Regions from separate parts of the Mus musculus genome. Here region 1 is linked to region 2. Evidence: chromatin loops called from intact Hi-C (ENCODE). Cell type or tissue: left cerebral cortex. All regions are shown on one strand. Each heading gives the region's core, and the rest is flanking DNA. Links, peaks and the distances in the headings are about the cores only.

The links. Peaks named below come from ENCODE experiments on the same cell type or tissue, not always from the same donor. Only the 100,000 strongest peaks of a DNase experiment are listed, where the experiment ranks them.
Region 1: it touches region 2 in a loop (4-fold over the local background); 2 of 42 quality-filtered maps call a loop at or near these places.

What each region holds. Positions count from the first base shown.
Region 1 is chr14:118,747,501-118,754,877 of GRCm38, reverse strand. It overlaps Gm46484 (a long non-coding RNA gene), which reads left to right. Exons shown (of 3, transcript XR_001781464.2): 2 at 1,970-2,134; 3 at 5,885-6,658. Among named protein-coding and RNA genes, the nearest start is that of Gm46484, 4.7 kb to the left of the region's middle. In left cerebral cortex, for the core only: no CTCF peak of the experiment used is centred there; DNase peaks (open chromatin) are centred at 1,998, 4,109 and 4,343; H3K27ac peaks cover 495 bases.
Region 2 is chr14:118,658,948-118,666,324 of GRCm38, reverse strand. All of the region lies in intron 3 of Abcc4 (ATP-binding cassette, sub-family C (CFTR/MRP), member 4), which reads left to right. Among named protein-coding and RNA genes, the nearest start is that of Gm52104, 20 kb to the right of the region's middle. In left cerebral cortex, for the core only: no CTCF peak of the experiment used is centred there; DNase peaks (open chromatin) are centred at 3,545, 3,956, 5,624 and 5,995; H3K27ac peaks cover 1,254 bases.

The DNA.
Region 1 (7,377 bases), core at 1,346-6,345, 89 kb before region 2:
GGTAGTTCATACTCTGAGAGCCCCAAGGGTAGAGGTTAGGTGACTCTGTTCATCCTCCTGTGGAGTTTCTATCCCCTTAGGGGCTGCAATCGTTCTTCCAGTTCTTCCATAAAAGTCCCCAAACTCCACCTACTATTTGGCTGTGGGTGTCTGTCTGTTTCTGTCTGAGTGAGCTTGTAGGTGGAGCCTCTGAGAGGGCAGTTATGCCAGGCTCCTAGCTACAAACATAACAGAGTATCATTAATAGTTTCAGGGACTGGTGCTTGTCCATGGGATGAGTCTCAAGTAATATAATATATAACTTATAAAATATTTATATGAATAGTTTTATTTATTTTATATTATATATTTATATATTATACAACAATATAGTATAATATATAATATAAATATAATACAGTATAATTATTATAATTAAATATATTTATATATTTAATAAATATATATTACATTTCTATGTAATATAAAACATATATTGTGCAATATATAAGTATATTATATAATATATGATTATATAATGTTAAATATATTAATATGTTAAACTGTATTACTGAATTTCATTTGTATCAATTTGTTTTCAATGTTCTCTTAAAAAATTCCCTTTTCATCTTAGATTTTAATTTAGCCTCCATCTCTTTCTCTCTCTCATTCACTAATGTTGTCAGATTTTTGTCTATGCTATTATATTTTTTGAAAAATCAGCACTAGTTTCCCAATATATATCTGTGTGTCTTTGGGATCTTTTCTTTTCTTTTGGGTTTTCAAGGTAGGGTTTCTCTGTGTCACTTTTGTAGCAGTGAGTTTAGCTAACTGATCTGCGCTCCCAGACACCCACCAGAGCCCTCTAGGTTTGCGAATGAAAGACAGGCAAACACACACACACACACACACACACACACACACACACACACACACACACACACACACACACCAGTTAACTTTTAAATGCCTTGGCTAGCTCAAAGGCTGGGCTCTCCTAAACCTTCCCCCCTCTAGCAAATGCTCTGCTCCTCTCCAGGACTCCTGAGTGGTCAGTGGTCACTTACCCAAATTCTTACATGGCTGCTTGGCCTTCTTTCCTGCAGCTCTTACACCCATCCTTCCCCTTTTCTGCCGCCCCCTCCCCAGACATGATGATTCTCCCCCTTTCATTCTCCGAGTCCTGCCTCAGTCTACCTGCCCAGACACTGGCCATTGGCTCTTTATTGATTGATCAAAAGCCAACTGGGAACAAGGACCTTCAGCGTTTGGACTCGCAGCTTCCCGATTTTGGGGGCTGGATTATTTCAAAACATTAGAACCAATCCCCAATAGTATTGGCTGTCCTGGAACTCATTAAATAGGCCAGGCTGGCCAGGAACTCACAGAGATCCTCTGGCCTCTGCCTCCCAAGTTCATGAGTGGGCAGCTCTGTCCTGTCCAGAAGACAGTCTTTTCAGAGCCCCAGTTTTTGCGACCTCATTTTATGGTCCTTATTTCTACAAAAAACCTTATTGCAGGATACAGTCAGTCTGAGTTAGGGCTCCGGTGTGTAAAGGGGAGGACAATAGACATCCAGTGTACACTATCCAACATTGTTGCCCTCACTTTTATTTAAATTTTTTTTCTTAGAATATCATTTTTAGTCACTTTAGGGGTTTTGTGTAATTTTCTTAGAAATATCATACTTAGACTGCATTTACGCAATTAAAATTTAGTATGTTATGTTAGGTATATACAGTATATAACTAAAATATGCAGGGGAAATGCCCCCTGCAGCATCTTACCATTTCCATATTTAAGAAGTTAAAGGATGAGGAACAGCTCAGCGACAGAGGCCCCGCACTTAGCATGCTTGAGGCCCTGGGCTCGGTTCCCAGGACTGCAGCAACAGAGCTTCTAACACCATGTGCATAGGCGTGTACATATTTTCCTAACTTACTGCCAGCTCTAAATCTTCTTTGAAATGTATGCCCCCACTTCCTTTCAGTCATGACCACGCTGTGCCCTGCTCCGAGAGACCCTCCTTCACGGGTAGCTCTGACTCCCTGTGGAGGATGCAGGATGCCAGCATAACTGGATGGAAAGGGAAACAGGCCATCTGCCCTGCACAACCACAGGACCCAGATTGGCAACTGACTGTAAATGCACCAATGTAAGTAGGACTTACGTGGGAACACACGGTAAGATCACCTCAGGAGAGGCAGGCGCAGGAGCTCGCTGGACACAGGGGACTGAGAAGAAGCTATGATTTTTCTCACCTGGATCCCACCATGTGTCACCTGGTGTGTTCAGGAGCTAACAGGCAGAGAACTTCCTCCTGTGCCAGGAACTTGAGCTCAGCATAGCCCACCCCCACCATCCCCACTGATGCAGCCTACTTAAGTTACCATCTGCCCAGCTGTCCGTCTGTCTGCCCATTCATTTACTGGGGCCCCCTGCTGACCTTCATCTTTACAGTCTCCAGTGCATCAAACTCTGACCCTGCAACTTAACGCTATGGAGGAGGTGGCAGTGACAGTGATGGTGATTGTGGCAGTGATGGTGGTGGTGATGGTGGTGGTGATAGTGGCAGTGATGGTGGTGGTGATGGTGGTGGTGATAGTGGCAGTGATGGTGGTGGTGATGGTGGTGGTGATTGTGGCAGTGATGGTGGTGGTGATGGTGGTGATGGTGATGGTGATGGTGGTGATGGTGGTGGTGGTGGTGATGGTGGTGATGGTGATGGTGATGGTGGTGATGGTGGTGGTGGTAGTGAAGCCTGTAACTCCAAGAGCTACATTAGATCTCCAACTGGTTTAGTATTCTATTCTGCACAGACAGTTTCGGTATCTCCATCAACCTCTGCTTCTGCCTGCCAGGCCTCTTTGAAATCTCTTGAACACACACACACACACACACACACACACACACACACACACACACACACACACACACACAGAGAGAGAGAGAGAGAGAGAGAGAGAGAGAATTTACTATATGATGTGTAATGGTAATGTGTTATCTGAGTTAACATTAGTAGATAGGATTATAATAAAAAAAAGAGCTGGAGATAGCTCAGTGGTTAAGAACGTGTTCTGCTCTTGCAGAAGACCAGGGTTCAGTTCCCAGCACTGACACAACCACTTGGAACTCCAACTCCAGGTAGATGTGATATCTCTGGCCTTCTCGGATTTCTGCACTGATCTTTCAAAGGATCAGAATAAAAGAGCCAACGCTTGTCTCAGCCAGAGCTACCAAAGACACTGGGAACACTTGACTAATGGGCACCCACTAACCTGCCATGACTTGCAAGTTTACTGTTAATCAATGAATTATGATGCCACAGAAAGGTATACATGCACACATCTGTCTCTGACACAGCTTCCTCATGACGCCTATATTCTCCCTGCTGTTCCTGTCTGTTGTCCTCATTTCCCATCTCCCGTCTCTGATATAAACTGACCAGTGTCATATTTCTTTCCCGAGTTACTGATTCACTTGTTCACTGTGTACAAATGTGATTCACTTGTTAATCAGGCTTCGGTCATCACAATGGCTTCCAGTGGTGACTGGCTTCCGGTTAACAGTTCTGTTTAGAATGCAGTGGGCCCCTCTCCCCATTGCCGGACACCCAGTTGGTGTGCACCAGGAAGAGATCAATGGCAAGGATAGCTACTGGAGCAGCTAAAGAGCCCACTGGAGAGGCTGCAAAGCTGAGCTCTGTGAACTAAGAACCTGGTCTTATAAAAGAAACTAAGACAATGACAACTTTTTATCACCTAGAAAGAGGAACCACACAAGACATGTGAAATTTGAGGTCAAAGGTTACAAGTAAAAATAAAATAAAACAAAACAGAAAAGCAAGGAAATTCGTCTTAAAGATAATTCTGAGTCACCTAAAAAGCTGAGTCAGAGAAACGTGGCAGACTTGGTTGGTTCCTTGTAAGATTCTGGTTGCAGGTGTGGTAGATTTTGGAGGAGCACTACCTTTGGAGGGCAGCAGGCGTGTTAAATGTGTATCACACCCTCGTGCCTATGGATGCTCATTCTATTTTGGTAAGTTTATAGGTGGAACATTTTTATTTGCAGGAATAAATTCCCTCATCAGCTTGCTCAGGGGAGGTGCTGGGTGGGTGGTAGTGTCTATGTGTACACAAGAGTTGCAGAGTCATCCTGTCTCAGCATTTTTGTCTCACCCAGGGTGAGACTCAGCCTGAAAGCCACTGTCACACAACATGGAGCAACTTCGAGCCTATCAGTGATTTAGTCAGGTCATACCTGGTTCCCACTCAGAGCATGGCTATGGACCTCTGAGGAGGTCTGAACCAAGGAACAGCTGAGCGCCCCTGGGCTGGGACTGCTGGCTGCTCTTCCTGTTAGCAGGGTGTGTGGGTGGTAGGGATGGAGATATCCCAAGGAGCCAGAGGATGCTGAAGAGACCAGAATGTGAATTTCCATTCCCCCTCCCTTAGCCTGCTGACAAACAAACCAGGAAACCAACCAGCAAGCGAATCTGAAATGTTAACTCCATAAAGTCCTGGCCTCAGAGTCTTAGGAAGCCTATAAAGTCTACAGATGACTGAGTGCTCTCCTGCTCCTGCTCTATAGCCTTCTGTGCACGCTGGGACCTGTAGTGTCTACAGTGAAAATGAAAAGAAGCCCGAACCGATGCTCTCCCGCCATGAGTTTAGTGACTTGCTTTGTTACTAAGTTGAGAGGCCACACAGCTAGGCAGTTGCATATGGGTAGATGTCAGTGGGTGGCTTTTGATGCAGGAGGTCACTGCTGAATCTCTGTGATGCCTCCCCCGCCCCCCCCACCCCATCTTCTGAAAGGCTTGCACACCACCAATTATGCCACTCTTTTCTTTGCTGAATGGAAAAAAATAAAAAAGGAAAGGATGGGACTGCTGCTAGGCATGGTGGAGGAGAAAGTTTATTATAAATATGTATAAGAGCGTAGCCAGAGAGGCAGACACATCTGGGAGAGTCCAGACTGGTGATGACCCTGGACCGTGTGGGGAGAGGGGGAGGTGGAGGGGGAGAGGGAGAATTTAGTACAGCAGCCAGGCGGGTAGGTAACCACAAGGTCTGGATTATATCAGAAGGAGCCTCTGGGAAGCAGACAGCCCAGCCCCTGGGCTGGAGAGTTCAGGTTAGAGGGCAGGGTATGCCAGCCATACCCTATAACAGGTAGAAACTGAGGGATGCTGGGAACCTGGTGGGAGAACCTGGAGGCAGGTCTGCTTTGATGTGCTAAATGGGCACCTCAGTTGCTGGTTTTGAAACTTGACATAATTCTCTTTCTTTATACCTAAGATGACCTTTCTTTCCTTTTCTTATTTTTTTTTTCTTCTTCTTGTGCTGGAGGTTGAACCTAGAGCTTTGGCTATGGTTTGCCAGTAAGCTACAAGTCTCAACTCTGATCGGAGACAGGGTTTCACTACATAGCTCAGGCTAGCCTGAATGTATAGTCCTCTGCCTCATCCTGCATCTCAGCCTCTCAAGTGCTAAGACTCTAGATATGTACCACCACAGCTGGCCACCCGTTTTCCAATCCCGTAATACTCCCAACCCTGTAGTTGGAGTTTGTCCTGTCTCTATACTACTGGCACTGTGTACACACACTTCCTCTGCAAAGCCCATAGATATAGGTGTTTGCATGCTGTATAATGGGTAACAGGTTCCTTCAGGAACAATAGCTCTTTGCACTAGGAAATGTTGTGCTAAAGTACACATGAGATAAACTTTACCACCTTAACTCCACTGAGATGATTTGGTGCCATTAAGCACACTCACAATTGTACTTGCTGTTCTCAGCAGGGCATCTCTCCTGAGCTTATTCATCTTGATGTTGAAATAAAAACTCTGAATTTATTTACCATAACCAAGAACATCACCAGTTTGTGTAAATTGTTTTCTAGTTCTTCATGCAAAGCATGGATTGTAGATTCAAGCAACATTCATAATCCTCAGAGCACCGTTCTCCAAGATGACTTTGAAGGCATAAGAAGAACCTATCCTTCCTAAAGATGAAATCTAAGGCCAAGAAAATCAGGGAGACAGAATAAGAAGTCTCCACAGCCCCAGTAAAGAAGACACACATGTCACCTACCTCTGGCAGCCAAAGATTTTGTGGCTCTGGACATATACCATATAATTTTGGAACCGAGACTCCAAGAGAAAGAAACCTGTCCACGACTTCATTATTAGATTCTCTTTGTCACTGAGTCTGCCATGAGGAAGACAGAAGACAACACACACCTGTTCACTGTGGAGGCCAAAGTCAACCAGAGCTAGATGAAACTGGCTGGGGGTGGGGGGTAGCTCTGAGACACAGAAGCAGCAGTAGGTGCCCTGATCAGGTCTGGTGCACAGCAGGAGATAGAACCAACCCTTTCAGCTTCTGCTAAGTTGTGGATGTTGACATCAAAATTAATATCATCAAAACATTTCAACTGACTCATTTTAAATTTTTGTTGTTATCTTGCATACATTGGGCCTGTGAGCATGAGGGAGACAGAGAGACAGAGAGGTAGTTTAATGACAGAGCTCCAGACCGACATGCATCTCACACAGGAGATAACAGATGTCAGCCTCGGGGCTCAAAAGTTAGGGATTTTTATGGAGAGAGAGAGAGAGGCAGACAGACAGAGACAGACAGACAGAGAGGAGCAGACAGACAGACAGACAGAGAGAGACAGAGAGAAACACAGAGAGAGAGACACACAGAGAGAGACACACAGAGAGAGAGACAGAGACAGAGAGAGAGACAGAGACAGAGAGAGACAGAGACAGAGACAGAGACAGAGACAGAGAGAACCAAGCCTGGGTTTGATTCTCAGCATCACATAAGCTAGGCAGGTTGTATCTATTGAAAGAACCTAATGGGGAAACCCCCACTTATGAAGGAATGTAAGGACACAAGCAGGGCTATCTTGTCCGAGTCAATACCATCTGGCTGGAACCTCCCCTCTGTCTATTGCCCCTTGACGCCTGGTAAAGTCATACATCAACTGGTTGCTATGTGAACAAAGATAAGCCCCCAGCCCACAGGAACAAAGTCCCGATGCCCTTTTGCTGACGTGTAATCTTTCTGTTAATGTTTGAATGAGCCAGTCCCATACCTTTGTTGAAATTCGAGGCTGACATCTGTTATCTCCTGTGTGAGATGCATGTCGGTCTGGAGCTCCATCATTAAACTACCTCATGTATTTACATCAAGGCGTTCTGTTCTGTTCGTGATTCTTGGGTGCACACCAAATCAAAAGTTAAGTGGGGGTTTCCCCACTAGGTTCTTTCACTATCTGTAGTCTCAAGATTCTGGAGATGGCAACAGGAGGATAAATAGCTGAAAGTCATTTTCAGGTATATAGGGAGCTTGAGGCCAGCCCTGCATATATGAGACCCAGAGAAA
Region 2 (7,377 bases), core at 1,447-6,446:
GTAGTAGAGACAGAGAAAGGGAGAGAGAGAGAGAGAGAGAGAGAGAGAGAGGAAGAGAGAGAGGAAGAGAGAGAGAGAGGAAGAGAGAGGAAGAGAGGAAAAGAAGAGGTAGAGGCCGGCCATGGGCATGTGGAGAGAGGGGGAGGGGAATGGGGAGAGGGGAAGCAGGAACAAGAGACAGAGCAGGAGCAAGAGAGCAAGAGAGAGAGGAGGGGCAAGCAGCCCCTTTTATAGTGAGTCAGGTACACCTGGCTGTTGCCAGGTAACTGTGGGGTGGAGCTTAGACAAAATTCTAACACAAGGGCTATTTAAACCTTTGGGGTTTAAGTAGGAGCTGTCTGTCCTGTTGAGTGTCCATCTCTAGCTGGGACCTGGGTATTGGGGATGCCTCATTTGCATAAGGAGGCATTCCAGGTGCTGCTGGACATGACCTTATAAAGGGAAAGGAAGTTTAACCCCGGCCTTGTGGCCTCCTCAGGTGAGGCAAAGCGGGGACCCAGGACTGTGTGCACTGGGGCATGCAGGCCCCAGGTGGGGGTGGGGATCCTACTCCTGTTCATTTCAGGATAAGATTTAGGGGTTTGGACACACCTCAGCCCTACTCTTGCTCGGGGTTTGTCCCCCCACCCCCATCCCACGGTTCCCTGGCCCCACGAGTGGGGGTAACCTGAGGGTGGGAGAGAGTGCACCCTCAGGCTCCTAGCCCGGTTTTCGGTTTGCTTTACTTGTGTTGAGCGTCACGGGGATGGTATTTTTTACATGGCTGCAGAAAGTCTGAGTTTAAAATGAATAGCACAGTGAGCTGCTGTCTCTGTAGCCGCCTTGCAGAGTTTCCCGGTCAAATGCGCTGCACAACCATGGCTAGTGGAATTCCTCTAGGAAGCTCCGGAGTCTCAATATGTGCTTGGGGGCACAAAACAGACATCTGCTAAGTGCCACAGGGACCAGGGGCTTCAGGGTGGCTTCACATAGGTGTGCCATTTCTTGGCGCATCCATCTGCCCCCTTGTTCTGTAGTTTACAGCTGTAATCAGGCACTTTACATTCTGAAAGCATCATGGTCTTGAAGCACCCTGAGTCTGGGTCTGTCCCTGGCTTGTGGTTGTCCGTGGTGTCAGAGGCTGCCCTCCCTTTAGTTGGAGTCCTGAGCCCCAGATGTTTACCCAGCTGACGTGTCACAGTGAGTGTGGGTCCCGCTTAGTAGGTCAGCTACAGAGGTGCAGGCAGCAGCAGCTGGGCGAGAGAGGACAGCTATGCTGAAGTGATGTCAGTTTTGTCCCATAGTGATCACCTTTGGAGCCGGGAAGGGCAGGAAGGCAGGAAGTCCTGCGACAGCACAGTCCGTGGAACCCTGGCTACTCTTTTAGGAACCTGCTTATTGAAAAGTCATGGCAGAAGAGTAGAGAAGGGGGTTCCTGGGGAACCCGGACATTCTCCCCAGGACTAGTGGCAGCGACAGTGACAGTAATACTACTTATCAGCAGGACCAGCAGTGTTCATACTCTGAAGCTGTAGTACTCTTTGGTGTTACTATCAGTAGCAATCAATACTCCTACTGTGCTGGCTAGTTTTTTATTAACTTGGCACAGCGGGCCTCGTCTGAAAGTAGGGACCCTCAATTGAGAATTCCTCCATAAGTTCTGTCCATTGGGCATTTTCTTAGTTAGTGATTAATGTGGGAGGGCCCAGAGCATTGTGGGGGCTCCCATCCCTGGGCCGGTAGCCCTGAGTTTTGTAAGAATGCAGGTGGAGGAAGCCAGAAAAGCAAGCCAGTGAGGAACACCCCTCCATGGTCTCTGCAGCAGCTCCTGCCTCTAGGTTCCTTCCCTGTTGGACTTCCTGTCCTTACTTCCTTCAGTGCTGGAGTAAGGATGTCGAAGTGTGAGCCGCATAAACCCTTTCCTCCTCGAGTTGCTTTTGGTTTTTTATGGCAGCAATGGTCACCCTGACTAGGACAATGGAGTGCTTCCCAGTAGTGGTAGTAGTAGTGATAGCAGTATTACTAGGACCCATGCTCAATGCGGTGTAGGTAGTTTGGTAGTAATAGAAAGCTCTGAACCACGTGTCCGCCCTTTATCCAAGATGCTACTTTTATCCCAGTTTTTAGGAACTGGGTGAGGTAGGAGGTATTCTTAGTATCAGTCAGTCCCTCACTACGAGCTTGTCAGTTTCTCGTGCTCAGGGCCACCCCAGAAATAAATGAAAGAGCTGAGTTTCTGTTTCAGGCGCTCTGAGATGAGCCCAGGCCTTCTAGGCTGGGGCTGATCTAACTAAGGTCAAAAACTTTGCCCTTAGCATCCCAAGTGGCTGCTGTTTGATCTTAGCCTAGGGATAATGGTGCAGAGATGGCCTCGGGGCAGTGGTGGCACATGAGTTTGTCAACTAGGATGCGGTCCAGGTTACAGTGTCTCCTGGGGTCACAAAGTCATATGCAGTACAGGAAAGTGGCTGTGACTGGTGAATCAGTGTGTCAGTGCGGTGTGTCCAGCTGGACACCCATCACCACCTGTGGTTGTCTCACATACCTGTTCAGCACCCCCTGTTACTGCACTCAGCGACTGGAGTGGACTGGTGTGATCTGGGATGGCAGTGCGATTAGGAGACCCTGATGCCCCGGGCAGAGGCTGACAGCTCTGTTTTTTTAATGAGCCCAGGGTCACAGAGTATGTGCCATTTGCTGGGACCCAGATCAACTGCTACTGAGGGCAGCTCATTTGCTCTGGCTTCTGACGCTCCGTCCTGTTGGCCTGCCGGGTCAGTCCAGGCATTAGGGATTAGGATGATGGGTATGGTAGTGCAGTGTGGGAGCTGGTGTGGGCAGGCTTTCCCTGTCAGACCTCTTCCCTTGCCCTGCCTTTAGATCAGGTCTTTGTTGGTTTATGATCTAATACTGGGCATGGATGCTTCGTTCCCTTGATGGACCCGGTGACCAGTCCTGGAGGTCACAGTGACATTGTGTCTCTACCATGACGACTAGCAGACCTTCTAATGCACTGAAATCTGGGGAGCTAAGAGTCATTTGTGTTCGGATAGGAAAACCTTTCTTTCTTCCTACTCCCTGCCAGCAAAAGGAAGCGGGCTTTCTAATACAAATACTTTCATTTTCATGGACTGGTTGGCCTATTGACGCTGCTGATTTGGAGAAGTCAGAGATAATTTTATATGGGGTAGCTAGCAGTGATCCAGTCACGTTTCAAAATCCACGCCCCGATGGATAGGGTGGGTGTGGTGGCAAATGCCTGTTACTCAATTAGCTGGGAGGTTGAGCAAGAGGAAAAGAGAGTTGCAGGTCAGCCTGGGCTACTGAGTGAAGCCTGTCTCTGAAAGCCAAGACACCACGTTTGGATGATGTTTAAGGTTACACCTGTTATACGTGCTCCTTTATGCATGGCTGTGATCCCGTTCCTGACAAACGCAAACGAAGGCAGAAGTGCTTACTCCGGCTTGGTAGTACCGCTCACAGTCTGAGGGAGCACATATCTCATCACGGATGGTGAGCGCGTTGGCTAGAACAGGAGACAGTTGGTCATATTGCGCCATAGTCAGAAAGCAGATTGAAGAACCCAGCTCTCTGCTCATTGCTGTCTTCACATGCTTGCCCAGAAGTTTGTCTCCTGGGTAATTCTGTATCCCGTCGGGTTGTCAGTCACTATTAACCCTCACAGGTTGTGTGAGCCACATGGGGTGAGCTGTTAGATTAACAGCTGGTTTTACGAGGCGATTTCTCATTTAGTGATCTCGGCTCCGTGTTGTTCCGCTGGACTTTTGAGTTTTAGAGAGCGGAAGGATGAACGGAGTGTGGCATCTTGTCTCTCTGGTGCCTCAATAGCACAAGGAATTATTCTAGGAAGACAGCACAGCTGTGTGAGCCACCCACCCCAGCCGGGCCTTCCCTAGGTGCTAACGGAGCTCTGCCAGAGAAAAGGTGGCGAGGAACTGGTGCAGAAGCCTTGCGTGGGATTTCTAGGTGGTGCTCCATGTTCTTCTGTGAAGCTGAGGACTGTGGAGAAACCAGCATGATCGTGACTTTGGAACACACCCGTGCAGGTCAGAGAAAGCCAGCTCGGAGCATCGAGTTCCCCGTAATCTGTCCCTTGTGTGCACCTCCTAGGAAGTGCCATGGGGACAGAGATGACTCACCATCTGGAGCCTTACTGTAAAGGGAGAGTCTGCACAGCCTGCCTCCTCACGTCATTCAGGCCTGGATTTTGAGTTATGAGGTGTCTTGCCTGTGGGAGAGTGAAGTTGGGGGCATCAAAGGAGCCTCAGGGGACTCTCCTGCATGTGGAGCCAGTCGTGGGCAAGGCACGGCATGGTTGTTTAAGTCTTTTTTTTTTAATATATATATTTATTTATTGATTATACGTTAACTACACTGTAGCTGTCTTCAGACACCCCAGAAGAGGGCATCTGATCTCATTATGGATGGTTGTGAGCCACCATGTGGTTGCTAGGATTTGAACTCAGAACCTTTGGAAAAGCAGTCAGTGCTCTTAACCGCTGAGCCAGTTTTCCAGCTGTTTAAGTCTATATATATATATATGTTTATAGTCTATATAGTCTGCCAGCTTCATCTGTGAAGTTGGCCTTTGGCCAAGACTGTTTGTTTGTTTGTTTTTGTTTGTTTGTTTTAAGACAAGGTGTCTCTATGTAACTCTGGCTGTCCTGGAACTCACTCTTGAGAACAGACTGGCCTTGAACTCAGGGATCTGCCTGCCTCTGCCTCCTGAGTGTTCGGCCCACTGCCTGAGGACTTTTCTCTTTTTAGGGTTTACTTTTATTATATTTGCATGAGTGTTTCGTCTGTCTGCCTGTCTGTCTGTGTACCACATGCATGTAGTACCCATGGAAGCCAGAAGAGAGCTTTGGACCTTCTGGAGATGGTGTTGGAGACTGTTGCTAACATGGTCAAGGCTTTCCCCCTGACTGTCGCTCGTCTGGGTGGATACTGGAGTATAGGGGATCCTGGAGGCTGCCATCTGAGGTAACCCTGCCCTTATCCAAGGTCAGAGGTCAGCAGTCAGTTCTGCCTGTGCCTTTGCTTGGGGTTGATTCCTGAGATGTGTCCAGGGATGCATTTCCTGGCTCTTTTTTTCCAAGTGGCTCCAACTTTCAGCTCAACCTAGGAGGCCATTGATAGAGACCAAGAGGGAGATGACCCAGGCAGGGAGAGGTGGACCACGCCTTGGGAAGCAGGTGTGGTCAGCTGTGTGTGCCCCGTGGGTTCCTGGACACTCTGACACTAGCTTATTTAGTGTTGACAGTGATGACTCTGAGTGAGAACCCAGAGAAAATGCTTTTAAACACTTTCTTTAAAAAGTCAGAGGATCCATTGCTTCACTGGAGAAAGGTTGTATTCATAATGGTAGGAGATTGAGACCAGCCATTAAGACACTATCCTCAAATGGGGTTCTCCAGGCAATGCCCAGGAAACTCTGCTTTCATAAATTAACATCTCTTGACAATCCTTGTGTTCTGCTAAGACTGTCTGCAAGCAGTGGGATTTGAAAGCCATTTGTGAAAGCTGATGTCTTAGCCACTAATTACAGTGTTTCCTCAGGCCTTTGAATTCAGCTTAATTTTTGAACATTTTGTGCAGAGGATTGAACACATAGCTTTGAGTGTGCCAGGCTCTCCCTCTGGCACTGAGGCAGCCTCTCTCACACCTCCAGGGGAGGCAGATGACCTCGGCTGCAGGTGGTCGGCTCAGAAGGGGTTTTAACTCTCCTGTGCCCACTCCTCGGAGGGACAGCGGGAGGAGGGAACTTGCTTGTCTTTACTCTGTTTGATTTCTTGCTCAGCTGCTTGCTGTCAGGGCCAAGGGTCATGGGACATTTTCTTTTTTAGGCTTTTAGGAACATTCCAAAGCCACACGACCAGAATCAGAAGGCCCTGCTTGTCTCTAAGCCACGCACCTGTAACTTATCAGCTCACATTGAGACTTGAGTCACCCAGGGCCCTGCTTGCTCCGTTTTGAAGCCGTTCCCACATATCACGCCTGTTATCTAAGAACAGTTCAATTTGTACCTTTAAGAGCTGAGCTTTCCCTGTGGAGTGTCAGCACCGTTGCCTGCAGACGCATTAACTCAAGTCTGTGCAGACAGCGTGTCTAGCCATAGCTCATTTCCCTCTCTTAGGGTTTTGACCTATATTTTATTGATTCTTTTGAATACCACTCTGTTGCCAACTAGGGCTTTTGGGCTCAAGTGTTCTTTCTGCCTCAGCATCTTAGGTAGTTGGGAGTACAGGGCAGGCATCAGTGTACCTGACATTCATTCATTCATTCATTCATTCATTCATTTGATGTATCTTTTCTTGTGACTATGTTTATAGGTATACACGTGAGTGTGGGTGTGTGTCCAATGTGTACAGTGTCAGCAGATGTCAGAAGAGGGCGTAACGAGGTACAGATGGTTGTGAACCTCCCTACCTGGCTGCTGGAACTTGAGCTCAGACCCTTGGCACGGGCCTCATGCACTCTTAGCTGCCAGCCCAATTCCCAAACACCGTTTTTCCTAGACTGTGGACTGGTCCAGTGAGGTGCATCTCGTTGACAAAGATGGCTTTGGATTCTTTTTATTTCCCGGTCTGCCCCTCACTCTGCAGTTACGTTTACTGTCTCGCTGTTTTTGAAATTGAGAGCACTGATTTGCTTGTTTAGCGGAGGTTCCCGTCGCCTGGGTTGGCCCAGTGGCATTGCCCTCCTGAGTCATTGAACATGTTCCCTGCCACCAGGAGTTGTAGATAAGAAGTAAAGTGACTCTCCAGACCCTGCAGTATGACTTAATCTGCAATGCTGTGTACTATCACTACTGTGTGCTACCATTACTGCAAGGGGCCTAGCATGTGCTACCATCATTACAAGGGAGCTAGCATGTGCTACCATCACTGTAAGGGACCTACTGTGTGCTACCATCACTGCAAGGGACCTACTGTGTGCTACCATCACTGCAAGGGACCTACTGTGTGCTACCATCACTGCAAGGGACCTACTGTGTGCTACCATCACTGCAAGGGATCTACTGTGTGCTACCATCACTGCAAAGGACCTAGCATGTGCTTGTTGTTTCCATGTGTGTGATGCTAGGAGATGTTCATGATGAAGGGGGGCTGGCTACATCATGGTGACGTGGCAATTATCTTATTAGCTCGAATCTTCTCATAATTGGCATGTCTGCCCTGGATAGCCTTTAGGTTACCCCGGGGTACAGGATGTATAGAAAAAGCAAGGGAATTTCTTACTACTTTTCTCCTAAAACTAGTTTTCAAATTGGGAGTGGTTCTTTTTTTTTTTTTTTTTTTTTGGTTTTTCAAGACAGGGTTTCTCTGTATAGTCCCGGCTGTCCTGGAACTCACTTTGTAGACCAGGCTGGCCTCG